2 separate regions of the Homo sapiens genome follow, and region 1 is linked to region 2. A link is an interaction called in ENCODE POLR2A ChIA-PET data of the cell type or tissue named here. Cell type or tissue: HepG2. All regions are shown on one strand. Links, peaks and the distances in the headings refer to the core of each region. The heading gives the core; the rest is flanking DNA.

What was found. ChIA-PET counts read pairs that join two places held together with the same protein. Peaks named below come from ENCODE experiments on the same cell type or tissue, not always from the same donor. Only the 100,000 strongest peaks of a DNase experiment are listed, where the experiment ranks them.
Region 1: POLR2A ChIA-PET joins it to region 2 with 5 read pairs; 1 of 35 experiments calls an interaction of 5 or more read pairs at or near these places.

What each region holds. Positions count from the first base shown.
Region 1 is chr14:73,767,615-73,775,375 of GRCh38, forward strand. It overlaps a transcript of MIDEAS not described here. Among named protein-coding and RNA genes, the nearest start is that of MIDEAS, 11 kb to the left of the region's middle. RefSeq lists enhancers at 3,896-3,965, 4,086-4,145, 7,292-7,761. In HepG2, for the core only: no CTCF peak of the experiment used is centred there; a DNase peak (open chromatin) is centred at 4,467.
Region 2 is chr14:75,643,018-75,650,730 of GRCh38, forward strand. FLVCR2 (FLVCR choline and putative heme transporter 2) reads left to right here. Exons shown (of 10, transcript NM_017791.3): 10 at 3,384-5,150. The coding sequence ends at 3,455. It overlaps ERG28 (ergosterol biosynthesis 28 homolog), which reads right to left. Exons shown (of 5, transcript NM_007176.4): 5 at 6,774-7,713. Among named protein-coding and RNA genes, the nearest start is that of ERG28, 14 kb to the right of the region's middle. RefSeq lists an enhancer at 5,329-5,623. In HepG2, for the core only: no CTCF peak of the experiment used is centred there; DNase peaks (open chromatin) are centred at 3,344, 3,923, 5,494 and 7,384; H3K4me3 peaks cover 262 bases.

The DNA.
Region 1 (7,761 bases), core at 1,370-6,369, 1.9 Mb before region 2:
GCAACAGAAGGAAACTCTGTCTCAAGGGTGGGGGGAAAAAGGCTCTCATAAAATAACCTACAATTTCCCAGAGTTAAGAAGGACCCCTGTGTCCAGACACCTCTGGAAACTCCCATGAAAGTAGGCCCATGTAATGTGGAACAAGCTCTGCACTGGGAGTCATGAGAGAAAAGTTCTAAGCCTATTTCTTCCTCTAATTTTCTGGATGACCTACACAGGATTTTTCTCACATCTGTGAGGCAGCTACTAAATGCCTGACATTGGCCTGGCACAGTGGCTCACGCCTGTAATCCCAACACTCTGGGAGGCCAAGGTGGGTGGATTGCTTGAGCTCAGGACTTCAAGACCAGCCTGGGCCACATGGTGAAACCCCCATCTCCACAAAAAATACAAAAATTAGCCGGGCATGGTGGTGTGTGCCTGTAGTCCCAGCTACTTGGGGGGCTGAGTGGGGAGAATCGCTTGAGCCCAGGAGGCAGAGGTTGCAGTGAGACGAGATCACACCGCCGCACTCAGCACTCTAGCCTGGGTGACAGAGAGAAAGCCTGTCTCAAAAAAATTAAAAAATAAAAAATACATGCTTGAGATGATATGAGCCTACTGAGTCCACCCCAGCACCCTTGAAGGAAGCCATTTTTCCCATTTTATAGATAAGGAAGCTGAGGTTCAAGAAGGTTAAACAGCTCTGCCAAGGTCATACAGATGGCATTTGACCTCTGGACCCTCTGAAGCTTTCTCTCTGCTACATGAGGATACCTCTCTGGGCCCGTGTTTCCCAATAAGAAGTTTAATAAAATGAGGGATTACAGACTGGAGCCTCATGGGCCATTCTCCCTCACAGATGTGTTTTATTTGACTCACATATTATGTTTTATTTTAACTGAATTTATTGCCAACTTTTTTTTTTTTTTTTTTTTTTGAGACACAGCCTTACTCTGTTGCTCACTACAACTTCCACCTCCCAGGTTCAAGCGATTCTCCCACCTCAGCCTCCCGAGTAGCTGGGACTACAGGTGTGCACCACCACGCCTGGCTAATTTTTTATATTTTTAGTAGAGATGGGGTTTCACCATGTTGGCCAGGCTGGTCTCGAACTCCTGACCTCAGGTGATCTGCCAGTGTCAGCTCCCAAAGTTTTGGAATTACAGGCGTGAGCCACTGCACCCAGACTATTGCCAATATTTTTTTTAAATCAGAAAACAAACTAAAAATCAGAACTTCTGGCTTGTCATGGAAAAAAAATTGGAAACCTCCTTCTTGGAGGTGGAACTGAGTAGCACTGCCAGGGAGGGTTGCTTAGGTGGGATAGACTTTCCAATTTTCCAAAGATCCCACCCATTCCCAGGCCACGAGTCACTGTCATTTATCATCACACTCTGCCAGCCTCTGTCATTTCATCCCTTCTGTTCTCTGCTGGCCTCTGAGTGCGTAACTCCTGGGCCAGATGCATTCCAGTGCCCCCTCCAGCTCTAACAGCCTGTGGCTCCTCCCAGGGTCTCCCTCGCATCTACCTCCTGCCCTGTGGCCTCCATCACAAGGGCTTCCAGGGTCTTTCCCTCTCACTCCCTCCCCAGAGTCACTGAGGTGGTGAGCTGGGCAGGTGTGGAGATGAGTGAGACAAGGTGAGGGGTGGGGCCAGTGAGGAAGAGAGGACTTGCCGTTTCCCAACAGGAAAGTGGTTCAAGGAGATAAATGAGGCGGGAGGCTCTGCAGTCACAGGACATGAGCAGGGTTTGACACATGAGGAAACACATCAGTAAATCATCGAGAGGAAAAACCTACATCAGCAGCAATTTAGGAAATGCAAATTGGAATATCATTAAGGCCCCATTATGGCCCGCCCCAACATGAAAATAAGTAAATAAATAAAACAGGAAAGCTGCTGTTGGCAGGGCAGTTGCATATACGTTGCTGTGCTACCATAAACAGTTTAAATCTTTCTAGAATGTGATTTGGCATTGTGTTGCAAGAGGGTTTTTGTTTTGTTTTGTTTTGTTTTGTTTTTGAGATGGAGTCTCACTCTATTGCCCAGGCTGGAGTGCAGTGGTGCAATCTTGGCTCACTGCAACCTCTGCCTCCCGGGTTCAAGCAATTCTTCTGCCTCAGCCTCCCGAGTAACTGGGACTGTAGGCACGCACCACCACGCCCAGCTAATTTTTGTATTTTTAGTAGAGACGGGGTTTCACCATATTGGCCAGGCTGGTCTCAAACTCCTGACCTGGTGATCTGCCCGCCTCGGCCTCCCAAAGTGCTGGGATTACAGGTGTGAGCCACCGTGCCCGGCTGGGTTTTTTTTTTTGTTTTTTTTTTTTAATTTTTGCGGGTATATTGTAGGTGTATATATTTAGTGTTGCAAGAGTTTAAAACGCTGACCAGGTAATTACGGTTGGTGGACTATATCCCATAAAAATAATCTAAAATGTCACCACAAGGAAGTTTTTACAAAAGATGCTCCACAGCACCTGTATATAGAGCCCATTCAGATTATGGTACGGTAAGGAAGAGTAACAGAATGAAATATGAAAGGATGGACAGAGGGAAACTATCTGATGAAACCATTTGGTGAAGTCATGTTAAGTGACAAAATCAGCACCAAAAAATATGTCAGGTGAACTTATAAGCTGTGTTAAAACTGCAAAGGAATATTAGAAGCAATCAGAAGAGAATTCTAAATAGGTGTCATGTTTATTCTGTTAAGTTGATCAAGATGATTTATATAACAGTAACGACGGTGATGATGATGATGACGATGATGATGATGATGATGATGGTGATGATGACAATGATGATGTAAGGGCCACTGAACAGGATTTCCTCATCATAAACATACCAGAGGGCAGGTAGGCCCAGGCCCCTGGCTTGATGAGGAAAGAAGAAGGAATGTAAACCGGGAGAGGAGGGATTGTGACTGGGTGGGGATGGTGCGGGGGAGTGCCTACAGAGCATCCCTTATCTAGAGAGCTTTGAAACACCTCTCACCAAAGAAAGGAAATTACACAAATAAACCCACACCAATTAACCTCCAGCGTCCTGGGTACTAACTATGACTGCTGCATTTGGGCTCTCAATTTCACTAATACCTTATTTCAGCAACTTCTGAGGTGACACCAGGGCTCTTTGTGGGCTAGCCTAGGTACCCAACCACCATTTATAGCATTGTTTCTATGGAAATGTGTTTCAAGCTTCAAAAAACCGAGCTGCTGACAACCCTGGGGCACACACGTGGTCTCTAAATTAGGGAACTGAGAGGAACAGTTATTGCTGGGGCCTGGGCTCGAGAAGGCAGCTTGTTCCTTAGACACTATGGCACTTAATATTCACATGACCAGCAATGATCAGAACCAGGCTCAATGCCACTGTAGGGCGTGAAGATGAGGTTGGGGCATCTAGGAATAAACACGATATTCTAGAAAAGCACAGAGACAGTCACCAGCCCCACCTCCAAACACACACACACACAGCCATCACTTGCCATGGAACACATGAAGCTGGCCTGAGTACCCCTAATGAGCATCCAGGCGTGCCCTGAGCCCATACTCTCCATTTTCTCTCTGACCCTGGCACACCTCCAGCCACAAGGTCCTACTTCAATCTGATCACAGAAGAACAAACTCCAGTCTTTGACAGTTCTGAAATTTGGTTTTAGCAAATATACACTGGAGATAACCAGGGCCCCAGCTGGGTCTGGGCCTCCCTCCACACGCATTCTGTCGGGCAGAGCTTCAGCAGGCTCCAACCTGCGAACTCAAGGTACGCCGGGGGCTCTCCAGCTGCCACCCACCTGGGGACTCTGCACAACACCAAGGAGTCTCCCTGTCCTGCCCTGGTCACATTCCTGGGCTGGTCACAGCAACGGGATGATCATGGACCCTCCAAATAGACACTCCACGTGTTAAGAAAATAAGGCTCTCCACTCAGAAGAAAAGGCTACTACACACGAGGGGAGTGGTGGGTGAGAAGGCCATTCACCAGATGTCCAGAGATTCTGAGATGCCACAGAGATATGAGAAGGTGCTCAGAAGACAGTCAGCTGCTCAGCGCCACACCCAAACCTGCAGCTGCGCGTCCCAGCAGATCTCACGGCAAGACGTGGGGTCAGACGGCCCTGCCTGCTAGGTCAGATGTGAACTGGATGGATGTGGCTAGCATTAAAGAGCAACTAAATTCAACACTTCAATTAATATGTGCAACAATGTAAGTGAGCAAGACGCTACCTCACTAGGGCCCCACCTGGGTTAGAAAAGGCTGCAGGAGGTCAATTAGCAAAGCACACCCTCCCTGCTGCCAGTTGGAACTGCAGAAGAAAGACTCAGCTTCCTCCTGCTGTGGCAGGGGCCTGAAGTAAGAGGCAGCCCAGAGGTGAGTGGGCGGGTGGCTCAAAGCCTCACGTGCTCACTGGGCTGGTTCCATGAAAACGCAGGTGTGAAAATCGTCTGGGGCCCTGAGCCAGCTGGGGGCTGGAGGCAGAGTCCACGCTGTGAACCCGAGTTACTCAGCCAGTCTATGAAGTCAGGCCCATCTGAATCCTCCAGCCCCTGCATGCAGTGCCGGTAGCTGATAAAGACAGAGCTGTTTGGTTTTCCTGGTAGTAACAGATGGGAGTCCCTCCCCCTGGCCTCCTTCCCACCCAAATCCAAAGTCTTTGAAGTTAAGGCCTTGTCTTATAAATAAAAAAAAGATGTTATATAAATTATTAAAGCAATTTCAAACACACACACATGCTCTACCCATAACCTCTTTGCCCAAATCCAGTTATTGGCATTATGCCAATTTTTACTATGGGCAGTGTAATCAGTTTTTATGCACTTATGCAATTCTGTGTTTTACTTTTTTCATCTAAATTCATCAACATTTTCCCAAGAAACAACATTATCTTCATATTAAGATAACAGTGACACAATACTCACTGACTCTAGGTATCATGAATTATACAGCCACATGAAACACTGAGGCTGTTTACAGTTTTGGTTTTGTTTTTTTTTCTTTTCTATTTTAAGCAATGTTGCTATAAATATCTTTGGTGTGCAGGAAGGTATGAGATTAAAAAAATAATAAATAGATATCTTTGTACTTAGAGCTCTTTTCCTTTTTAGAATTAATAAATTCTTTATTCTTAAATTCTCAAGAGCAATACTAATAGATCAAAGGAAATTAACATTTTCTTACAGCTTCAAGTTCTAGTGTGTGTGTGTGTGTGTGTGTGTGTGTGTGTGTGTGTGTATTTTGTTGTTGTTGTTGTTTTCGAGACAGAGTCTCGCTCTGTCGCCCAGGCTGGAGTGCAGTGGTGCCATCTCGGCTCACTGCAACCTCCACCCCCCAGTTCAAGTGATTCTCCTGCCTCAGCCTCCCGAGTAGCTAGGGTTACAGGCGCGCACCACCACACCCAGCTAATTTTGTAATTTTAGTAGAGATGGGGTTTCTCCATGTTGGCCAGGCTGGTCTCAAACTCCTGACCTCAGATGATCCGCCCACCTCGGCCTCCCAAAGTGCTGGGATTACAGATGTAAGCCACCACGCCTGGCTTCTCATACATTTTTAATGTATATTTGTTCTTTGTGAGTTACCCGGATTATCTATTTTCCAAAGTAGTTTTCCTAGCAACACCTGTCAATCCTACCAATCAGGATCTACTCTTATAATGCACTTTTCCCAGCTCCTCAGCGTCCCTGCTATTCGGAATACGTACCCTATGACTGGTGGATGTTGGAGGTAATACAATTGATTTTCCAGGGAGAGATGACGAAGGAGGACAGAGAGGTGTGGGTAGGAAGGTAGAGGCTGGGATGAGTAAGGAGGGGAGAGCAGGCCTTGTGGAGTCAGAAACAAAGACAGATCCCACATTCTGTCCTTTCCAAAATGAGCCCACCCCTCCCTGGACATCAACCCACTCCCTCCACCACTCAGGTTTCTCCAAGCTGATCTTCCAGGGGCCCGGAACAAACACACACATTCATGGGTTCCTAAAGAGGATTCTGGAAATACCATGTGCTTCTAGGTTCTAGAAACATACTCTGCAAACAATATAAGCCCTGTGCTCACCAGTGGTCCCACAGGCCCATGTGCATGCAGGCTCAGCCCTAAGGGTGGCTCAACTTCAAGAAAGAAAAGTCTTTAAAGAAAGAGAGAGGCCAGGCGCAATGGCTCACGCCTGTAATCTCAGCACTTTGGGAGGCTGAGGCGGGTGGATCACTTGAGGTCACGAGTTCGAGACCAGCCTGGCCAATATGGTAAAACCCTGTCTCTACTGAAATACAAAAATGAGCTGGGCATGGTGGTGGGCGCCTGTAGTCCCAGCTACTTAGGAGGCTGAAGCAGGACAATCACTTGAACCTGGGAGGCAGAGGCTGCAGTGAGCTGATATCACACCACTGCACTCCAGCCTAGGTGACAGGGTGAGACTGAATCTCAAAAAAAAAAAAAAAAAGAAAAAAGAAAAGCAAGTCCAACTAATCAGCCATGGCGAGAAAGCCACTCCTCCACAGGTCTCTCTGAGTGGCACGCAGACCTGGGATAATGACAGGAAGCCTCTGAGTGACAACCCTGGGTCCCACTATGAGGCACCATAAAGACACCGCCTGCCAGGCTCCATTCACAGGAATTTTCGAACAGGAAAGGTACCCCTGTAGTCTAATCCCCTCATTTCATAGACAAACGGAGACTGCAATCCCTGCTTTGGGGCTCCCACTGCACCCTGCAATTACTGTCAGGAGGATGCATTCTTCCTCGCAGGAACAGGAAGTGCCACAGCCTGTCCTGACTGCCTCATGACCAGGTGGGACAGGACTTTCATTTTAAAGAGCCCCAGTCTCTGCTACTATGGTCTGCAGACTTGCTTTCCCCAGCTCTGTCTCTGTGTGAAGCCAAAAGACAGTGCTGAGCATGAGAAACGAAAGGATCCTCTAATGGCAGCTGGTATTAATATTTATCCTTCTTCAAGGAGGGCCAGTAGGAAGAGATGCTTCTGCCACCTCTAAACCAGCTCCTCACCACAGACATCTCCTCAGTGTCCCCTCAAAGGCTTCCTCAGGGTGAGTGGGGCCCCGATACAGGTTTTATACCCCCAAATCCCCTTCCTACTCTCACCAGGGTCTTGCTGACAGGCCCAAGCAAATAGCAGAGACACCAAGGTGGCAGCCCCACCAGCAAGCACTAAGGGAGGCTGGGGATGTCATGCAGACAGCCAGCTCACCAAGCACACAGTCCACCAGACATAGGCCAGGTCCTGGGCCTGCCCGATGCTCCCTCACAGCCCCTCAGGTGGCCCTTCTCGTTCCTGTCACAGAGCACCTACTGTGTGCCAGCCACAGATCCAAGGTGGTGGGGAGCCAGGCACTCCTGCAACTGACCCCAGCATCCTGCAGGGGGGAAGTTCAATTGCAGAAATGCCATGGTGGCAACTCAGGAAGGCAGCATGGAGCAGGTGACTCCTGGCTGGCCCTGTGGGCATCTGCCAGGAGGAAAAGGCCAGAGAGGGCATTCCAGATGGAAGAGACAACAATAAGCAAAGGCCAAGAGCATATAACAAGGCGAGAGAAGTGCGTCCAGGAGCAGCAAGAGGCCGGCTGGAACAAAAAGGGCCATGCTAGGGAAGGGGTAGTGGTAAGAAAAAGGCCAGAAAGGTGGGCCAGGGCTCAAACAAGAGTACATGTGCCATTCTGAGGAGTGTGGAGCTCCTTCTGCAGAACTTGGGCAGTTCTCAAAGATTAAGAGGGGGTGATATGACCAAAGCTGTGTTTTAGTAAAATAATTCAGGTTCTTCAA
Region 2 (7,713 bases), core at 2,714-7,713:
TGCCTAGCTAATGTTTGTATTTTTAGTAGAGACGGGGTTTCACCATGTTGGCCAGTCTGGTCTCAAACTCCTGACCTCAAATGACCCACCAATCTTGGCCTCCCAAAGTGCTGGGATTACAGGAGTGAGCCACTGTACCTGGCCTACAACATACTTTTAATGCCTGCATAGTGTTCCTTTATACGGATAAGCCATGATTTATTTAGCAATTTTCCTGTCTGTGGACATTAAGGTTGTTTTGAATTGTTACAAATAATATTGTGATTAATATGTTGGAAGCTGAATCTTTGTGCATGTTCTCAAGTACCATATTTCCTGGAGAAATGGAATAATGGTCATGCCCATTTCAAAGACTTTGGTATGTGTTGCTAAACTGTCCTCTAGAAAGGTACTTTGAGTACTAGCAATTTCTATTGCTAGGCAGTCATATGAGCGCCAACACTGAGTATTTTTCATTTTGAAAAATCTTCGCCAATTTTCTAAGGCAAGAGATATCTGTAAGGGATATTTTTAGTGTTTGAAGGATCTGTGTTGGCAGATAGATGATAATCTTTAGGTCTTTACTATTTGTCTTTTGCTATTACGTTCTAGAGTTGGCAGGCAGCAGCAGAAAAGCATGTGGAAGAAGGAGCCTAGAACAGGAAATTCACTGGGGAGACAGGGAAGGCCTTTCAGCAGGAATGACATTCTTTAATTCTGTGTCAGGGCCATAGTATGGCCACTGTGGAGATGGATTTTTCACCCACACTGTGTACAAGGGGACATAATGATTTGGTACACTGGCCGGGCGCGATGGCTCATGCCTGTAATCCCAGTACTTTGGGAGGCCAAGGTGGGCAGATCAGGAGTTTGAGACCAGCCTGGCCAACATGGTGAAATCCTATCTCTACTAAAAATACAAAAATTAGCCAGGCTAGTGTCGCACGCTTGTAATCCCAGCTACTCGGGAGGTGGAGGTTGCGGTAAGCTGAGATCATGCCATTGCACTCCAGCCTGGGTGACAGAGCAAGACTCCATCTCGAAAAAAAAAAAAAGAGAGAGAGAGAAATGATTTGGTACACTTGGGTAAATATATGTATAGCCTAGTGAAAGGTTTCAGTTTGGAACGTGACGTATTATGTCAAGTGACATAAGATTTGCTGTGTTGACTTTATAACCTGTGTTTATGTTGGCAGACATAGGCAAACAAAGAAAATAAAAATCACCTATAATCCTGCTTCCCAGAGATAACCTAGTAGCATTTCCAGTGTTGTAATCTATGGACATGCTTGCGTATATTTTGTTTTCTACCCTGCTTACTTAGTATAGCTTGATAACATTTCTACAGTGTTACATTATACCACAACCTCATGTCTACTGTGTATTTCCATCTCACTCAATATTTCAGTTGTTCCACTATTTCATTATTCTTGCAGCCAGCTCTTTGTGTACATGGACCAGGTTTGTTAATCAAGGTTACAATTGTTGGCTCAGTCTCTTTTGAGTGTGGGGTGCTGGAAATAGCGCTGAGTAGGAATAACAGCCTTAGGTTCCAATAAATGGTGCTCACCTGTCTTGTGTCCCTGGATAATTCACTATGTGTCTGTAGACCTCCCTGGCACCTGTGGCAGCATGGTATTATGGGGGGTCAAAGTCATGCTGGGACTGACACCAGCAAGGAAGCCAGGGCCATCACAGAGCAGCCCTCCTCTGGAGCCGTGACATTACGCACCCCATGGCAGCTGGTGTAACTCAGAGACCTGTGGACAAATTCATTGTCAGAGTCAGGTGAAGACTGGGCACACGGCAGATCTGGCCAGACCTGCTCTTTCTAATCAGTGAGATGTATAGTTTAGGGAAAAAGAGATGGGACTTCTGGGACAGGGTAATGATTGACCTTGACTATGAACATCTTACTGGTTTGGGTTTCCATTTTTCTTCTAGCACATAGACAGTAGTTGCACTTCTGTCTCCACTAACTTGTTTCCCATTTGTGATTGTGATTTCCAGGTGATGGCTTTGGAGGAGGCGGGCGTGGTGTGTGTGTGTGTGTGTGTGTGTGTGTGTGTGTGTGTGTGTGTCAGAGAGAGAGGGGAGACTAAGTGACTGAAATAGGCTGTTAGTTTCCTGAATGATGGCTCCTCATGGCTGAGGCTGACTTGATGCCAAGTGTTAGCAAGATTGAGAATGGGAAGGTTGGATTCTACAGCTGTCTCCATTACCACAAACAGGCACTGAGACACTCCCTGGGGAAGAAAGCACCATTTGTCCACTTGACATTGGCTTCTGTCTTAGCCCTGTGCATGTCCTCTAGGCCTTGAGTAGTGTTGGCTGTGTGGTGCTGCACCTGTGCCCAAGGCCTTCTTGTGAATCAGAAGAACCCTTGAGGTCACAGACAAAGTACTTCTTAAAACAGTAGACAAAGGCCCAGGTTGGCAGTATGTACCTAGGGGCCCCACAGGATAATTTCCAGGCCATGTTGAATTCCAAACTCACCTAAAAAGTGTGACTTAGAAGACTTTCCTGTAAATGAATCCTGTGCCATCCCTCCCCTAGAAAGCTAAAGCCATTGAGCTTACATATGCAATTATGCATGCTGCTTTGGCATCTACTGCATGTTCATTATGATAGTATTCCTCAGCTGGGCGCGGTGGGTCACGCCTGTAATCCCAGCACTTTGGGAGGCCAAGGTGAGTGGATCACCTGAGGTCAGGAGTTCGAGACCAGCCTGGCCAACATGGTGAAAACCTGTTTGTACTAAAAATACAAAAATTAACTGGGCATGGTGGTGGGCACCTATAATCCCAGCTACTTGGGAGGCTGAGGCAAGAGAATCACTTGAACCTGGGAGGCGGAGTTTGCAGTGAGCCGAGATCGCGCCATTGCACTCCAGCCTAGGCAGCAAAGTGAGACTCCATCTCAAAAAAAAAAAAAAAAAAAAAAGTATTCCTCATCCTGGGGCTGCCTCCAAGTGGGGGTTGTTGGAAATTCCAAGGGAATCGCAGACCTGGCACCTTGGACAGTGATTTGATGGTTAGTTGAGGTGAGTTTTCAGCTGTCAGAATGTGGAGGGAAAAGGGGCTTTGCTTCTGTTTCAGTCCCGAGAGTGAGCCTGAAAGAGTGGCACTCGGAGCTGGATCATTTGTGGTGGCCTTGGCATCATAGAAAGCTTGCCCCTTTTTCCCTCTGATGACCTCATGATGTTGGGTGGTGTGTGTTTGTGGGTGCATTTATGGCAGGGGCTGGTTGCTTCTTTTCTTGTTCTCTTTCTTGGCTCTCTGGGATGCTGAGTGGCCCCCGGCTCTTGTATTCCCCACTGATTAGTCATGGCCAGGCAGCTGCTCCAGCCAGGGTGGAGTGCTGTGCCTTTACCCACAGCACTGCCTGTTTGTTTTGCTTTATAGAAACTCCAAGAGGAGGAGGAGGAGAGCAACACCAGCAAAGTGCCCACTGCTGTGTCAGAGGATCATCTCTGAGAGGAAGGTGGTGACAACTCAGGGAACACGAACACCCCACCTTTTCCTTCAGCACAGCTCTCACCGCCAGCACAAAGGGCTTCGCTAGAGATGTTTTTGGAGGGAATCAGTGGGACTATTTGTGGCATGGATGGCCTATTCCTCCTAGAACCCACGTAAGAGCTTGGATGATTTAGTTGGAGAAAATTGCACCTATCACCAAATGCAAATTTGATTCCCACCTCCACCCCCTTTTAGGTTATGGGAGTTGGTGTTGGGACAGGGTGGCAGAGAATATTGGAGTCAATCCTAGCTTGGTCTCTTGCCTTCCCTCTTTTCCTCCATCCATCGTGGACAATGCCTGCAAAATTTTCACAGGAAGAAAGCCTATTCAGGATATTAACTTGAAATTTCCAGTGTCCTAAGAGCCTCTCATGAAGCCCAGTTCTAATAAGTGGCAAGCTGCTCTGCCGGGGTCATCTCCTGGGTCATCGGACTGATTGCTCAAGTTCTGCAGGAGAGGAAGCACCATTAGAACAACTCCATCAGAACAGCTCCACCGGGACTTGTGGGCCTAAATTTTCCTGGCCTAACGGGTCTGTCTCCAAACCCTCTTTCCTAAGAGCTGAGCAAACCAACCATAATAAACTTGACAAAAGACTTTGTTGTGGCCATGACAGAGATACCGACTCAGGAGGGCTACCTACCTAGGTGTGATCATGCTGGGGGCTACCTTCTGAGTATATTTGTGAAAGCACATATTTGGGAACTCTGGTAGCTTGAGTTGGGAATGGGAAGGTTCTTTTTTACAGAAGTACTTCCCCAGGGACTTCTGTGTGTCACAGTCACCTCTGATGCCTTTATCTTGATGTTGCATTGGGAATCTCAGCCATCAGCCCAAGTGCTTGTTTTATTCCAAGGCAGGGTAATCCCCGTCAACTTACTCTAACCTTTGCTGAAAACTAATCTTGATTCATTCTACTCTGAAAATCCAAAGGTGCTTCTGAGAGATAAGAGGGAAGGGGTAGAAGGAAAGGTGCCCCTTGAAATGGGAATTGAGCCTGTTAGAATTAAAAGCTTATCTCACCTCTGCTGGGGACAGTATTTGCACCACCAACCCCTCTCCTCACCTGCTTTGAGCGATAATCTTTATCAGATATTCTAAACTTAAAGGGATTCCCTTTAAACCAACTCAAGCTGATCTTTCCTATCTAGCCTGCTGTTTGGCTGTACTCATGGGCTTTGGTAATATCTCCTAAAAATGAGGTTTTGGTAATTTTTCCTATGCATTGGGCAACTGTGATCGTGACCACTGTGCTGTCTTGCTCCAGCCACTGCCCTGGCCTCAGCATATCAGGGCAGCCTGTGCTGGCTGCAATACTGTGGTGCTTGGGCCACTGCCTGAGAGGAGCCAGGTTTGTGTGTGTCTGCATGTGTGTGTGTGTGTGTTTGTACAGATTCAAGCAATGGATGCAAGGAACATGCTGTATGTAATAGAAGAAAGAAGTCCACGTTTTCGGCAGAAGTAGTGAGTCAGTGTGGAAGAGAGGTGAGGGTGTGCTTTACTTTTTGATAAAGAGAAAGATGTTTACTCATAAACCCTTCAAAAGGTATTAACAAAATGTTTACCAAACCTATTGCTTTATTTTAAAAACATAATTTGTGTTTTCTATTTGTAAGATCTGACATTTCGAGGCAATAAAAACTTCTCAGAAAGTGGTCTGCCTTATCATTCAGTGGGGCAGAGATGGCTCTTAGAAGTCCCTGCAAGACTGTCACACATTCCTGAGGCTCCTGTCTTAGGTGTGGGGAAGGGCTGGGCTGGGGCGGGGGAGTGTGAGGCTAGAGAAGCAGCAACTGTGGTCTTCCACAGGAGCATCTCACTGTTGCCAGACCTTACCATCTGGGAGGGATATTTTTTAAAGACAAGGCTGTAAAGGTTACTGTTTGCCTACATGGAGGGACTGCAACTCAACATCCAGCACGACCCTGACCTCTTTCCATGCTGTGTACGCGCTGGAATGTGAGTGACTGCTGATGAGAGAGTCCACTGTTGTTTCTGGCTCTGCCTCAAAGGGTGGTTGAAATGTTTGTTCTCTGATTACCTCAGCCATGCATCAGCTTGCTGTGGCTGGGGCCCATGGCTCAGTCCCAGCAGCTGCAGTCTTGCGTTACCATTTTTCTTCCTAACTGGCCAACGTCCTGTTACTCATCCCTCCCCAGTTGTGATCACCTTGTGCGTGTTACTTGAATATGCTGCTACTATCATCTGTGTTCTGTACATTCTTTCCATAGAGAGTTGTACTGTGCCTGTGGTATTCTAGCATCATATTTATAGCAACTCGTAGCTGGGGAGGAACAATATTATGATTCTATTTTAAATGATCTAGGAAGGGACCCAAGCCTGGGCTGTTAAGAAATCTAATATCCATAGTGTCTGCTAAATACTCTAACTGTACATCTCTTTAGATCCTTTGGGTCCCTGCCTTTACTAATCTGGAATCACTTTTTTTTTTTTTTTTTTTTTTGAGATGGTGTCTTTTTCTGTCGCCAGGCTGGAGTGCAATGGCGCAATCTCGGCTCACTGCAACCTCCGCCTTCCTGGTTCAAGCAATTCTCCTGTCTCAGCCTCCCAAGTAGCTGGGACTACAGGCACACGCCACCATGCCCAGCTAATTTTTGTACTTTTAGTAGAGACGGGGTTTCACCATGTTGGCCAGGATGGTCTCGATCTTTTGACCTCATGATCTGCCCGTGTCAGCCTCCCAAAAGTGCTGGGATTACAGGCGTGAGCCACCACACCCGGCCAGGGCATCACATTTTCATGACACATGCTCAGAGGACCTAAATCATCCAATGTTTTCATTCACTCCTTTCATAAGGTCTTCATGTGGATCTGTGTTCAAACATTAACTGTCATCACTGCTTTTTTACTGCCTCCTAACAATATAGCTGACAAGTAAAGAAAAGATAGTTCTTACCATTGAGATATTTTTCTAGATACAGTGTTCTGGGCATATGAGGCCTGGAATTTCTGCAACCAACTTTGGTACCATAAAAGAAGTCAGCCTGAGGATGCCAGCACACATAGGTAGTGCTGAAAGAATCGTAAAGAAATGGAGCTGGAGTCTTGATCAAACCCTTCCTGAAGCTAATCTTGTAATTTTTCAGTTATATGAGCCAGCTATCTTTATTGTTTAAGCTAGTTTAAGGTAGGTTTTGTCCTTTCACCTAAAGAGACTTAACTGATAAGAGAATTCCCAATGTATTTAAGTGTAAACATCAAGCTTCTTATCACACCCTTATAAGCCCCTTGCCTCCTTTTCTGACCTTTTCTTTCACTTCCTAACTCTTCACCATGCTGTGATTACATAGTTCTTATTCCTTGAATAAGACTATTCTACCTTCCAGTTGCTGCTCCCTCCTTTCTAACGGCCTGCTCCATATCTTAAGACATTTAACTCCTGGGCATTCAAGTCTCAGCTCAAATCCCACCTCTTAGCCTGGACAACATAGTAAGACCCCATCTCTTCCCACCCCCAAAAATGTTAGCTGGATGTGGTGGTACACACTTGTAGTCCCAGCTACTTGGGAAGCTGATGCAGGAGGATCACTTGAGCCCAGGAAGTTGAGGCTGCAGTGAGGTGTGATTGTGCCACTGCACTCCAGCCTGGGTGACAGAGTGAAACCCTGTCTCTAAAAAACAAAAAAATCCCATCTCCTCAGGGAGGACTTTCTGATGATCTAATTTAAGTTACGTTCCCCACTGCCCACCCCACATTCCTTCTTGACCAAAATACCTTGTGTTTGTTAGAGTTCTTATCCCTATTTGAAGTTCTTTATTTTTGTGTTGGCTTGTTGATTCTGTTACCTTGACTATAATATAAGGCCCACAGGGCAGGGGCATTGCCTGTGTCGTTCATTTCTCTTTCCCAAGTGTCCGGCATGGAGAAGTACTCAACAAATATTTGCTGAAATAGCAATGGCCTTTTGGATACACACACTGTGTATGAGGGTCCAGCTGGGGGAGGCCCTCTGGGTAGGGTTTAAGAGCAACTGTCCATTCCAGTGCATTCTCCTCGGGGTTTAGTTGTCTTCTTCCCATGTCATGCAGTTGTTTCATCTATGCTGCCTAGTTCTATTTTTTTGTCTCTGCTCTCTCAAGAATCTGTTTCTTCTTTAGGAGGAAATAAGAAAGGGCACTTAGTGTTTAGTTGTGAACGCAGACTCTTGAAGGTGAGAAAAAAGAAGATTTGACTTCAAGAATACAAGAGGAATG